Linked DNA regions of Homo sapiens: region 2 is linked to region 1. Evidence: chromatin contacts called from ENCODE Hi-C data. All regions are on one chromosome and are shown on one strand. The core of a region is the stretch at or near the end of the contact, and the rest is flanking DNA. Distances in the headings are between cores, read along the strand shown. Region 1 overlaps PTPRK (protein tyrosine phosphatase receptor type K). Region 2 has its middle 38 kb from the start of SAMD3.

The links. A loop is a pair of places that touch in the nucleus more often than their neighbours do. Pooled maps may share reads with other maps.
Region 2: a map with no recorded cell type shows a loop between it and region 1 (5-fold over the local background). The contact joins two enhancer-like sites. A Hi-C loop is called at or near these places in 2 of 37 single-sample maps with no recorded cell type and 1 of 50 pooled maps.

What each region holds. Positions count from the first base shown.
Region 1 is chr6:128,255,561-128,262,494 of GRCh38, reverse strand. All of the region lies in intron 3 of PTPRK (protein tyrosine phosphatase receptor type K), which reads left to right. Among named protein-coding and RNA genes, the nearest start is that of PTPRK-AS1, 230 kb to the right of the region's middle. Within about 2 kb of position 2,579, at least 2 of the 41 ENCODE cell types and tissues checked have a DNase peak (open chromatin) inside an H3K27ac peak, as active enhancers do.
Region 2 is chr6:130,257,295-130,264,051 of GRCh38, reverse strand. It overlaps a transcript of SAMD3 not described here. Among named protein-coding and RNA genes, the nearest start is that of SAMD3, 38 kb to the right of the region's middle. RefSeq lists enhancers at 3,210-3,329, 3,550-3,689. Within about 2 kb of position 3,096, at least 5 of the 41 ENCODE cell types and tissues checked have a DNase peak (open chromatin) inside an H3K27ac peak, as active enhancers do.

The DNA of each region.
Region 1 (6,934 bases), core at 1,330-3,829:
AGTTAGTGTTGTTTTAGTATGTGGGGAGTCGAACACTCTTTAAAATAACTCATTTCTAGAAAACAAAAAGGCCAAAAATTTAGGATAAGATAACAGATATTGAAGATCAATGATTACATATTAAGTCTGTCAGTGTGATTCTCTTGAGATAAAAAATCCTTTTTTAAGAGAGTATAGTGCATAATATATTTTTGCTTCTATGAACTTATTTGGTTTCAATAATTTAATATTGAGGCTGTCTCACATTTTAAACCTAGGGAGAAAACAGGTTGGAAACTACATAAAATTGGTGTATCAACAGTTTTGAGTTGCAGTTTAACTTTCACTATGCTGCTTAATTTGTCATCCATAAAATTGGGATGAATCCAAACCTGGAAAGTAATATTTGACTGTAATACCAAGCCATACAGCATTGCCTGATCCACATAAAGCACACTTGATCAGTTTTGTCATTTGCACATGTGGAGAGTTTTCTCAGGCTGAGTAACTCCTGGTATTGGATTCTAGGCATAATCATGTCATTCTTGCTTGTTGGTGCCATGAAATAATTAGCCCACCATGTAAGGGCCCAACTTGATGCTGTGCTTAAGAGTAGAGCCTATATTCTTGATTCTTGTGGAATTTGTGTCTTATATGAAAGTTTGCTTGACCCACCAGTTGCTTCTTTTTGCTTTTAACTGTTAATATAGCTCCAAAAGCTATTGCCCAAATTTGTCAAAATTCATATTTAAAAGTTCTGCTGTTCAATGAGCTAGTCACTAGCCAGATGCAATTATTAAAATTAAAATTAAAAATGTATTTATTCATTTGCACTATCCACATTTTAAGTGCTTGATGCCTGCAGGTGGCTGGTTAGTGGCTACTATGTAGACAGATACAGAACATTTTTCTTGTGGCAGACAATTTTGCTGGACAGTTTTGCTCTAGACTGAAGCTCTGCACACAGTACTTCCCCTGTAATAACTATAGACATCTGGCTAGTTTTTACTGTGTTACAAACATTTTGCTAATTCAAGTTTGGAGACAATGGATTTCATAAAGAAATTATAATAAAATATACCTGTCAATGTACAATGTAGTGTTTCACCATATTATGTAATAAAATATCTTAAGTGCTAGTTTGGAAAATTTGCTGTTTTTTGTTATAGTGTTTTTAACATCTTTTGCCCTCTAGAACATTATTCTCAAATTTTAAATCCATATAACTATTGAAAAATCTGTATAAGTATTGATTTCTGCTTTTACATCTTTAATCATATGAACCAAAAGAAATACAACAATGAATCATCTAATATGTTTGAACAAAAATTGATGGGTTTTTCTTTTTTGAAAGTTTTATTTGGAGCACTGAGCTTGGAATATAAAATAAATAAAGACAACATGGAATTTAAATTTGGATGGGTAAAATAGAAAATGAAGTTTAGAGGCTTGATAGATTGACAGATCAAGAGGGGTAAAACAGAAACTATTGCTATATAAGCTCAGGATGAAATACTAAGTAGAGACCTCAGCCTATACATAAAAAGAGATGGAAAAACTAAGAAAATGCATGTTTGTTTTGCAATTTAAATTTTTATTTTCAGATCTTAGAGGACAACTATATCATTAAATGTTAAGCTTGCTAAAGCAGTATTTTTTAGGTGTCTTTAAAGTAACTTACTACAACTTCCTATATTTTTGCAGCATCTTCTAATGTACATGAAAGTTCAGTGAATGTACATGAAAGTTCAGGGACCACATGCTTAAATACTGGAGTTGAACGGAGAACTAAGCTTGTTTTGAAATAATTTTTGTTGTCCCTGCTTCCAAATTTGTTGTGGTAGTGGTTATATGAGTCTTTTATTTATTAGGAGATTAGGAAACTGCTTTCATAAATGGACATTATACAAGCATCTTCAAGAAACATGTTTCGCTTCTCCAGCTCCAATTAGAAAAGCGGTAATCTCCATCCCAGCCTTCTGGATGGCTGGCCTCTCTTCCTAACTTTCTTACCCGAATACCTCTTTATAGGAGGCTTACTACATGCCATTTGCTATGCTAGATATTGTGGGTAGCAATGATAAAGGCCATCTTCTCTATTTTATTTTTGGGCATCCTCAGGGTTAATGCCGTCATCTTTTCCTTCAACAACTGCAGTGGTCTCCTTAACATTGTCTCTGCTTCTGGATCTTGGTCTCCCACAAACCACTTCTCACAGTCATCAAAACAAACTTCTTCAGATCATAATTCAGATTATGTCACTCCTCTGCTATAAGCCTGTTCTGTTACATTTAGAATGAAATCCAATCTTTTAAAAAATAGAATAAAAAAAAATATATTTTAGGAAGCCATGTCATCAGAAGTGTAATCCAGAGAATAATATACTCTATAGGTCTAAAAAAAGATTTTCTAAATTATGCAATTATATTTTGATAAATACTTATAAATATTCAAATACAGACATCAGTAAAATGAAAAGTGAAACTCATTTCACCCATTTCATTCAATTTCTCCCCCAAGATGACTACTGTTAATTGGGTCTATATAGTTTAAGGCCTTTCCTATGAAATTACGTCCATGTTGTACGTTTGCTTTACATATGTTATGGACTGGAAAATGAAAGCAGTTGTGTGGAAGGGTTCTTATGTTACAGAAGGAAGTCACATTTTTTTAGTTTCCTTTTAACTTTCTTTAAATGAAAAGGAAAGAATGTTTTAAGTTATATCTTCAACTGCTAGAAAGGTAGTATACTTAGAATTTTTATGGCCCTTTCCTAGGGATTTATGATTTTCACATAAAAGAATGAAAATTGAACACACACTGAATTATACTTCTAAAACATACTTGAAATTTTTTGCCTCTCTCTATTCGTGTTACTTAACCAGTGCAAACTTACTGTAAGTAACGAAATCATTGAAGAAATACACAGAAAATGAAAGTAATCCATAATCTCACCTTCTGCTTTCTAGAGATGACTCCTAATATTTTGACAGGTGGCACATACATATGCATGTATGTATGTGCATATATGTACATTATATATGTGTGTGTGCATGTGCATATTAAACTTGATATTCAGTGGAATCATAATACATAATGTTTTGGTTTCCTTAATTAGGTTATTGTGAAAAGCTTTCCTCTTCATATTCTATTTTTAAGCAACCTGTCCCAATCTGACAATTTCTCACTCTTAGTTTAGTGGTTTTGAGCTGTGGCATACTGGTGTTCCCTGACAGTGGTATTGCAGGTGTTGAAAAATTTGTAGTGTGATAACCTAGCCTATAGGGTGGAGCCTGGAACTATGACAGTTGTCTTTTTACTTCAAGGTGCCACACAGTTGTTGTCATCTCCTGTTTGTTTTTCATAATATAAAAGCATTTGGGAAGCACTGCTAAAAATCCATGCTTTCCCTGTCTCCCTCCTCAAACATGGACCTCCCCACACTTCTCCCAGCTTCCCTTATTACCTCTCTGAGGCTCTTCTCCTCACAGCAGACTGATCTTTTAAAAACACATGTCAGATATCAGGAACTTAGGAATTCTACCCCATATCCTCCACTGGCTTCTCAATGGAGTCAATAAAATCCAAATCCAGTTATTGGCTAGCTCCACGTTAAATTGTCTTCTGCTCTCTGCCTCCCTCATTCAGCTTTCTGATCGTGGAATGCTCCAAGATCATTCGTATCTCAAAGTCTTTGTGCCTGTCATTCCCTCCGCCTGGAATGGCATTACCTCCATCTTCCCATTCTGGTCTCTACTCATATTTTGCCTTCTCAGAGGCTGACCTAATTACCCCGTCTCTACCCTTCTGTTCGTTAACTCCTTTGCCTCCTTGCCTTAGCACTTTGGTCACTGTTCCATATGCTTGTTTAGTGTCTTTCTTCCATACTAGCCTGTTTTCCATGAAGACATCAACTTTGTTTTATGTTTTTCATCTCTTGTACATATCAGGTGCTCGAGAAATAATTATCTAATGAAAAAGTACATATACAATGAAAAAAGTACATAGCGAAACTAACATTTTTATTCAGTATTTGTTTCCTTTATTTCATTTTCCCAGTGCCTTGGATTTTTCTGGTCAGTTATCTCTAGTGTTAGCATGAGCACTTCAGGAAGAGGTAAGGGAGAGATATTAGCCAGTTAAACCATGCATGATTACTCTGTGATATCAGTTTTATGTAACATATTTTGATCTTTTTAACATAGTCAAATGGATGTTGTAACACTTGCTTGATTTAACATTATATTTTGGTCTTTATTATAGAAATTTTAAGGAATTTCACATAATCACTATTTTCTTATAGAAGAATATAGGGACAAGCAGAATGGTGATTTTCTTAAAGGCCTTATTTCTTAAAGAGAATAAAATTTAGTTTATGTATAAAGAAAATGATTTTATTCTCAGACACTTTCCTCCCTGTGTGTATCCCCTCAAATTATCACATTTAAATAATTCTCAGTGGTCCTAATTGATTTCTGAATAAAATATATTCTGGCCATTTTTCTTTCTCCCAGGATTTATTATGAGCCATGACAATAAAGTTTAGGTCTATTTACAAATCAGAGAACCTTCATATTTTTGAGAACTGGAACTTTGAACTAGATTAGTTGAGTATATCATGTTGGTTTTTTTGGTGACACGCAGTATAGAGAAAATTAAAAATGAATTTCCATCACACCTATCTTTGAAAACTGAATTTAGCTTAAATTGAAAGGGGTGAAAAGTTGGCATTTTATTACATCATTTCACTTATCTTATAAATCTTAGAGTGAAGACAATGTTTATGACATTATTTTAAGTCTGAAATTAAATTTAAGTGAAGCCTTTCTGAGACTTATTTATTTTAAACACTTGTTATTGCATTTTGGATTAAAAAATTACATACACAAATTTGTTTTCCTGAATATATAATGTGTTTGATCTCTCCATAAATATGTATGTTAATATAGCACTAAAATCTAAATCTTTCCACATTATTGTACACGTAGGTATGCAATAAATATTTCTTGATTGGTTGACTAATATCCAAGCATATTTAGGCATACTATTACATGTTTAGGTCTTTCTGATGAGATTCCAGTTCTTGAATCTGGTTGTTGCTACCACACTGACCTTTTTAAGGTGCAAATCACATTATCCCTCATGTAGAACCCTTTAAAGGCATTACAACACCTTCAAAAATAAAATAAAATAAAATGAAAAAAGGCAGACTCCTTTTTGTGGTGTAGAAGTCCATGCAAGATAAGGTCCCAGCTTCCTATCTCCCAGGTGTCTTTTTTTTTTTTTTGGATGGAGTTTCTCTCTGTCTCCCAGGCTGGAGTGCAATGGCGTGATCTGGGCTCACCACAATCTCCGCCTCCCATGTTCAAGCAATTCTCCTGCCTCAGCCTCCCGAGTAGCTGGGATTACAGGCATGTGCCACCATGCCTGGCTAATTTTGTATTTTTAGTAGAGACGGGGTTTCTCCTTGTTGGTCAGTCTGGTCTCGAACTCCCGACCTCATGTGATCCTCCTGCCTCGGCCTCCCAAAGTTCTGGGATTACAGGCATGAGCCACTCCATCTCCCAGGTTTTAATCTCTTCTGTTCTATTCTTCCTAACTAGATGTTCTACAAAATTGCTTGTGCCAATAGCTCATTATATTTCCTCTTGTCAGTCTTTTGCAAATACACCTTATTTGGTCTGTAACGCCCTCTTTTTTTGCAGTGTTTTAAAACTGCTTGGAATCATCTTTTTTTTGAATCATTGTCCGCTTTCCCAGATAGAAAATAGTTTGCCTACAGCCGGGCATGGTTGCTTACGCCTGTAATCCCAGCACTTTGGGAGGCTGAGGCGGGCGGATCACGAGGTCAGGAGATCGAGACCATCCTGACCAACACGGTGAAACCCCGTCTCTACTAAAAATACAAAAATTAGCCAGGTGTGGTGGCATGCAACTGTAATCCCAGTTACTCGGGAGGCTGAGGCAGAAGTGCTTGAACCCGGGAGTTGGAGGTTGCAGTGAGCCAAGATCGCCACTGCACTCCAACCTGGCAACAGAACGAGACTCCATCTCAAAAAAAAAAAAAAATGAAGAACATAGTTTGCCTACTCTTTCTCTTGTTTTACATTATTGCTCTACATATGTCATAGAGGTTTACCTTCTAAAAGGTGTGGCTCTGCCTTTTATCCATCTTCGTATCCCTAGCGGCTAGAATAGTGTGTGCTCACTAAGTGCTGGGTTAATGAAGGATGTTTCAAAGGTCGCTTTCTCTGAAGTCTTGCTGTTTTCCCAGGTGGAGTAATTTTCTCTCTCCCCTGAACTCTCATAGCGTTCTAACTCTGCTTTATCACATATAACTGTGCTATAGTTATTTCCTACCATGCTTATCTCTTCTGCCACATTGTGACTCTCTTGAGGACAGGGACCAAAAATTAGGTATTTCTTTCTGTCAGATATTAGTCCAGCAAATATTAGACACTCCATAAATTTCTTCTTGTTGAATAAATACATGGCTAATTGTTCAAATTTTTAAAAATTGGTATTTTATACAGGCTTATATTTTTGTTTTAGCTGGCTATCTGATAAAGAAAACCTATGAATCTACTTACAGTTTTTTTCTTGAAAAGGAAAAAGTTCTGAAGGAAGAAAACCTATAGGATTGAAACTGTCATGTAACTTTTAGCTCAGCTTGGAGATCAGCCTAGATGAATGGTTCTCACATTTTAGCCTGCATCAGTATCACCTGCAGGAGCTCTGAAACCATGGATCGGTGGGTCCCACCCACAGAGTTTCCAAGAAGTTTCCAGGTGTTGTTGATGCTTTTGTTGCCAGGACCATGTTTTGATAACTTTTGACCTGATCTGTCTTACCAGTATTTTTCAGCCTTCAGCATCTTGATAATTTGTTCATACTTTAATGCCGATATGTGGAGTCAGTGCAAAGGTTAAACAGGTTAAATATCTCCTGATGTCTT
Region 2 (6,757 bases), core at 1,847-4,346, 2.0 Mb before region 1:
TAACCAGGCATTTGCATCTTGGTATCCTGTCTTAATTGCTAAAGTTTGTTGTAAGTCTTTAACTTCCATGATCCTCTAGTAAAATGAATGTATGATTTTAGGAAATTACAAAAACTGGTTGGGGCAGTCCATCCTTGCTCTTTAGTGGTCCACAGAATGTTGGACCAACTATGGCATGAAAACTCTACATCGGGGGGCAAGACTCCTGGTCGGCACTGGGGTCTTTATCGAAATCTCCCCCGATTAAATGGTCCTAGTTTACTAATGCCCAGTCTAAGGAGAGTCAGGAGGAACAGAAGTACTTTTCTGAAGTAGAAAGCTGTCTTTGACTTGGCAAGTCTCCACAAGGCAAGCATTAGATGCAATAGTTTGAGGCGAAATTGACTTGGTTATGTTAATAACTAGATGGTCAGCAATAGAACGAGGAAAGAAGAAAGAGTAATAGCGTAGATGAAACGAGTTAAATTTTTCTTAGCTTTAGTTTGGTAGGGTTTTCCCCTGGGACTATGGCCCACGACTCTGGAGGGGGTGGCGCTTTCTTGAGTCGGGCATGATGAGTCTATCCTTTTTTGCTGTATGAACAGCATTCTTGGTGGTTAGCAGCACAAGGTAGGGTCCTTCTGAGGCTGGCTCGAGTTTTTCTTCTTTCCACCTTTTGACGAGAACGTGATCTTCAGGCTGGCTCTGGTTTACCGGAAATTCTAAGGGTGGTACAAGTGCTAAAAGACTTTTAGTTTTTGAGGGAAAGGAAAGTGGAAGATAAACCAAGTATATAATTTTTAAGAAATTGATCTTTTGTTTTAAATGTGGGGACCTTGGCAGTGGACTTTATAGTCCTTAGTGCTTTTTTACTGAGAAATTTCCTTTAGCACCTATTTTTATTAGGTTTTAAACCAAAGAAAGCCAAATACCATTTTACATTTAACAATGCTTCCTGTATGATTTTTATACCAGATAAGTTAAATTTTACATTTATATTAGTGTGTTATTAATGTTAAACCTAATTTTAATAAAACCTTGTAGACATTTATCCAATTTTTAATATTTGACTATAAGGTAAGATTTTATAGATTCTTTTTAACCTTTTATAATTTTTGCTAAAGAGCAGGTTTGTGTTTTAAGGAAAACCTGTTATGCTTTTATTTTTATGTCCAGTTTACAGAAAAACTGGATGATACCTCTTTAACTTTGGCCAATGTCTACACACAGAATTTTTTTTCAATTAACATTTTGAAACTTGATTAAACCTTTAAAACAAAATATACATATTTATAACCTTTTAATGTAGGTAAAGCTTTACATTCTTATGGCTCCTTATAATTCTTACTACTAGAAGTATATTTTAATTTCTTTATATACCTTGCACATAAACTGTTTCTTTAATAGTTTTACATTTAGGAGGCCTAATTACTTTTAAATTATACAACATTTCTTGCATGAATTTCCTTTTATAACCTTTTTTTTTTTCAATTACCTGGGAGGAACCATCCATCATCCTGTCCTGAAGGGAGTTCCTCTTAGGTCTGGTTGGACCTTTGTATGGTAATTAAGATTTAAATCCCTTGTTAGGAAACCTGCTGGGTTAAGGGAATTTCCTTTTTTTTTTTTCTAACAGAATAGCCCCATATTTTAAGATTTTTGAGTTAGTAAGCTACTTTTTTGCCTTTTTGATTTAGGATAGCTCTGAACTGAACTAGTGAGGTGTGCTCACAATGAGGTTTCCTCTAAAAGTTTTTTTTTTTCTTACTTTTTTTCTGTTAGCAAAGCAGTTGCCACTACAAATTGAATGCATTTGGGCCATCCACAGGTTACTGGGTCAAGGATTTTTGATAGGAAGGCCTCAGTGCTTTCGAGATATGCCCTTGTTTACACTGACAACAAAGTGGTATTGGAGTGTTATAGGCTTACGAAGAATACCTTCAATTATCAATTACAGGTTTTAAATTTACCTTGGCTTTTAAAGGAATAGGGTACACCATTTTTTTTTTCTTAACTACTTGTATATATCTCTCTTTGACTTTGTCTTTCTCTCTTTGACTTTCCTTTTGGCTCTGTCTCTTCCTCTCTTTCTCTGCCTCTCTCTTTCTCCTCTCTGTCTCTCTCTCTGTCTCTCTCTGCCTGGCTTATAATGCAGTTCTTTGAACCACTGTGGAGAGATCTAAAACCAGCTGTAACCAAGTGTCTATGTATGGGAACTGGTCTGGATGCCCGGGATTTACAGGTTACCTTGTGCCATACCTTTGAAACAAGGGACCTGTCCAGGCTTCCTTCTGATGGCCAACCCACCTCTAATGCTGGCTGGTCTATTTTACACAAAGTTTTAAGTTTTCCTGGTGTCATAGTACTACATAGTCTCCTTTAAATCCTTTTTGAAATTTTTCAACATAGTTCCTAGTAGGGTGAGCTTATTTGTGCCTGACCCATGCTTCTTCGAGACAAAACACCACGCTCACACCACACACACACCACAAAACAAAGAATGGGTAAAAAGGGCACACACACACTTTTGCAGTTTACACCAAATCAAAATCAAAACCAAAATCAGAGTATCCAGAAATCAAAACCAAAGTATCAAGCAATCCAAGTCAAGTCAAAAACAAAAACCAAAGTGCTGGTACAGGCACACCGTGGGTGATCAGGCCATGCTTCCACTCAAATGGAGTAGGCAAGTTCCCAAGACCGGTCCTGTCAAGCAATTCAAACCAAGTCAAAACCAAAACCAAAGTGCCGATAAAGGCACGCCGTGGGTGATCAGGCCACGCTTCCACTCAAATGGAGTAGGCAAGTTCCCAAGACCGGTCCTGTCAAGCAATTCAAACCAAGTCAAAACCAAAACCAAAACCAAAGTGCTGATAAAGGCACGCCGTGGGTGATCAGGCCACGCTTCCACTCAAATGGAGTAGGCAAGTTCCCAACACCGGTCCTGTCAAGCAATTCAAACCAAGTCAAAACCAAAACCAAAACCAAAGTGCCAATAAAGGCATGCTGTGGGTGATCAGGCCACACTTCCACTCAAATGGAGTGGGCAAGTTCCCAAGACCAGTCCTGTCAAGCAATTCAAACCGAGTCAAAACCAAAACCAAAACCAAACCAAAGTGCCGATAAAGGTACACCGTGGGTCATCAGACCACACTTCCACTCAAACAGAGTAGGCAAGTTCCAAAGACTAGTCTTACCAAGTTTCAGATGTCCAGACTCCAAGTACCAGTTCCTTCCCGGTGTTCAGCCACTGCGTTGATCCTCCACAGGGGGCTGCCACACACTGCTCTGGTGAGGCGTCTCACTGGGCAAATGCCTACCCGGGAGTGCTCTCAGGATCCGCATGGCTTGGGCTGGTTGGAGTCCCCTGCAGGGATGTTCCACAGGGCAGGCTTAAGTCACCTAAGGAGCTGCCTCGACCATTCGCCAATCACCTTGCTTCCCGGTCAGGGAACCAAGAAATGTAGCAGGGCCAGCTGCAGACAAAACTCCTCAGACACTGAGTTAAAGAAGGAAGGGGTTTATTCAGCCGGGAGCATTGGCAAGACTCCTGTCTCAAGAGCCAAGCTCCCCAAGTGAGCAATTCTTGTCCCTTTTAAGGGCTCACAACTCTATGGGGGTCCGTGAGAGAGGGTCGTGATCAACTGAGCAAGCAAGAGGTACGTGACAGGGGCTGCATGCACTGGTGGTCAGAGTGAAACAGAACAGACCAGGAAGTTTCACAATGTCTTTCTATACAATGTCTGGAATCTATAGATAACATCAGTTGCTAGGTCTGGGGTTGAATTTTAACCACCAGGCTTAGGTCAGGCAGGCCCAGGCCTGGTTTCAGGTCTGGTTCCTTGGTTTTGGGTCTGGTTCCTAGGCACCGGGCTACCTGCCTTTAGTTTCACTTCTCTTTCCTTTTCTGAGTATAAAACAATATGAGAGGGTCTGTCTCTATTCTCTCACTATATGTAGTCCATTGTTGAACAAAACATTATTATGCAGTATGTGACTGTATCTATGATATAGAAAGGACTCTAAGAACTCAATAGTTCAAAAGACTAATTAGAAAATGGCCAAAAAACTGAAGAATCCTTGTGATGATGTACTTATTCTTATCTTGACTGTGGTAGATACCTGAAACACGTGATAAAATTGCAGAGAACTAAATGCAGCACACAAATGAGCACAAGTAAAACAAAAAAAAATTGAACAATTTCAGTGGATTAAGTTAATGTCAATATCTTGTTTTTAGCATTGTACTAAAGTTTTGTGAGATGTTATCACTAGAGGAATCTGGGTAAAGGATAGGCAGGCTCTCTCTGTGTTACTTCCTATAACTTTGCACATGAGTGCACAGTTATCTCAAAATAAAAAGTTTTGTTAAAAAAAATACATTGAGTCCAGGTTTTGTGCTCCTCTGACCTGGCAGGCCTTTTCCTCTAAATCGGGTACTGAGACAATGGTAAAGGGCCTGTTTCTATTCACTGTATCTTTTGATCATTTATGTGTTTCTATGGTTTGAATGTTTGTCCCTTCCAAATCTCATGCTGAAATTTTATTCCCAATGTTGAAGATGGGGCCTAATGGGAGATGTTTGGATCATGGAGGCTGATCACTCATGAAAAATTAATATCCTCACTCAGGTGAGTGAGTTCTCACTGCATTCATTCCCAAGAGAACTGATTGTTAAAAAGAGCTCCACGCTCTTGCTTTCTCTCTCACCATGTGATCACTGCACACATCAGCTCCCCTTTGCCCTCTACAGTGAGTGGAAGGAGCCTCAGGCCCTCTCACCAGATGCAGATGCCCAATTTTGAACTTTCTAACCATCAGAATCATAAGCCAAATAAACCTTTTTTAAAAAATAAATTACTCAGCCTCAATATTCCTTTATAGCAGCATAAAACAGACTAAAACTTAAGGGTTTCTTTGCTCTGCTATTACTGGCTAAATAGAAAACCTTTGGGAAAGTAACCTAAGACTGAGATTTCTCCTTAATCCTCTCTCATCATGAACCTATAACCAACCTGTATGGGCTAGGCCAGCTCACCTCCTCTCTATTTCTCTTCTAACTTACTTCATATCTTTCCTTTGTTTCCACTGTAAAAGTCATAAAATGGTAGATCTCACTAATTGTTCCCACTTCCTCAGTTCCTGTTTACTCTTATTCAGTACTATTAATAATCTACTTGCTAAAATCACTAAAATCTCCCAAATTGCCCCAAATTTTAAAGAAATTTGAACTAAATGATAATCAAAAGGTAACATCAAATCTGTGGGATATAACCACAACAATCCCTAATTTAAAAAAATCTTCCCAAAATAAAATTCTAAAAGTATATTTATATAGAAATTCTAAAAAATGAAAGCTAATCTACAGTGAAAGAAAGTAGATGAGTGGTTGCTGGGTGATAAGGAGGTGAGAAGGTTCCAAATAGAAGGATTATGAAGGAGCATAAAGACTCTTTTGTGTGTGATAGTTAGGTTCATTATCTTGATTGTTGTGATAATTTCACAGGACTATTCATATGTCAAAACTTATCAAATTGTGCACTTTAAATATGTGTGTCCGATTTTACCTCAATAATGTTAATTTTAACTAGTTGATAAACCCAAAATAAGACTGGAAATACACAAAGAACAGAAGGGACAAATGGACAACAATTAGCAAATGGCAGATTTAAATCATCCCTATCAATAATTACATAAATGTAAATAGACTAGACACTTCAATTAAAAGACAGAGATTCTCAGGCTGGATAAAAAAGCAAGAGCTACCATGTGCTCTCTACAAGAAACCAACTTTAAATATTCAGGGAGAGATAGGTAGAATGTAAAAGGAGAGAAAACAATATGCCATTAAAACAATAAGAATACGAAAGCTGGCATGACTATATTTATATCAAACATAATAGATCAAAAGATACATACAAGAATGTTCAAAACAGCTTATTGATAATAGTCAAAACATGCCCATTTATAGTAGAATGTAAAAATAAATAGTTATATATTTATTCCACGGAACACTCACAATAATTAAAAAGAAAAAACTACTCCAATATGATGTACAATAACATGTATTGTATGAACATGAACAAACAGAAACATATGTTGCTACAAGCAATAACAGATGTCACAGATATAAGTGCATGGATCGTATACTTCCATTTTTGCCTTAAGAAGAGACAAAACTAATCTATGGAAATACAAGACAGAATAGTGTTTACCTTCAGAGTACCAGCAGGAAGGGGCAGAAAGGAATTTCCTAGATAGTTAGAAATGTTCTATAACCTCATCTTATTGTTTATTTGCTGGGTGTATATATTTATATTAAATTCATCAAGTTGTATACTTAAAATTTGTACATTTTGCTGTGTGTCCATTATAATTTCAATTAAAAATTGCTTGTCAATAAGATTTTTCTAAAAATTAAAACAATATTTCTATAACATTTTGAGTAAATTAGATATGAATAAGTACCAGAAAGTTTGATCTAGAGAGGAGAGTTGGCATTGAGATGTATTCAGAATAGTAATTGAGGGATAGGGAATTAAAGGTCCCTGACTTATGGGTTTTCTTATACTGTCAGGAGTGAAATTATTCTTCTAATTTTAAAAATAAATGAAATGAATGACAACTACTATATGAAACCAATTTCTCTGTTATTACTAAAATGCCTTAAATCAGGTCAATGCAGTCATGAGACTAAAAGACTTGTACACCAGGACTGTCTTAGTCTTTTTGGTCTGCCATAACAAAATATAAGGCTGGGTAACTTAAAAACAGAATT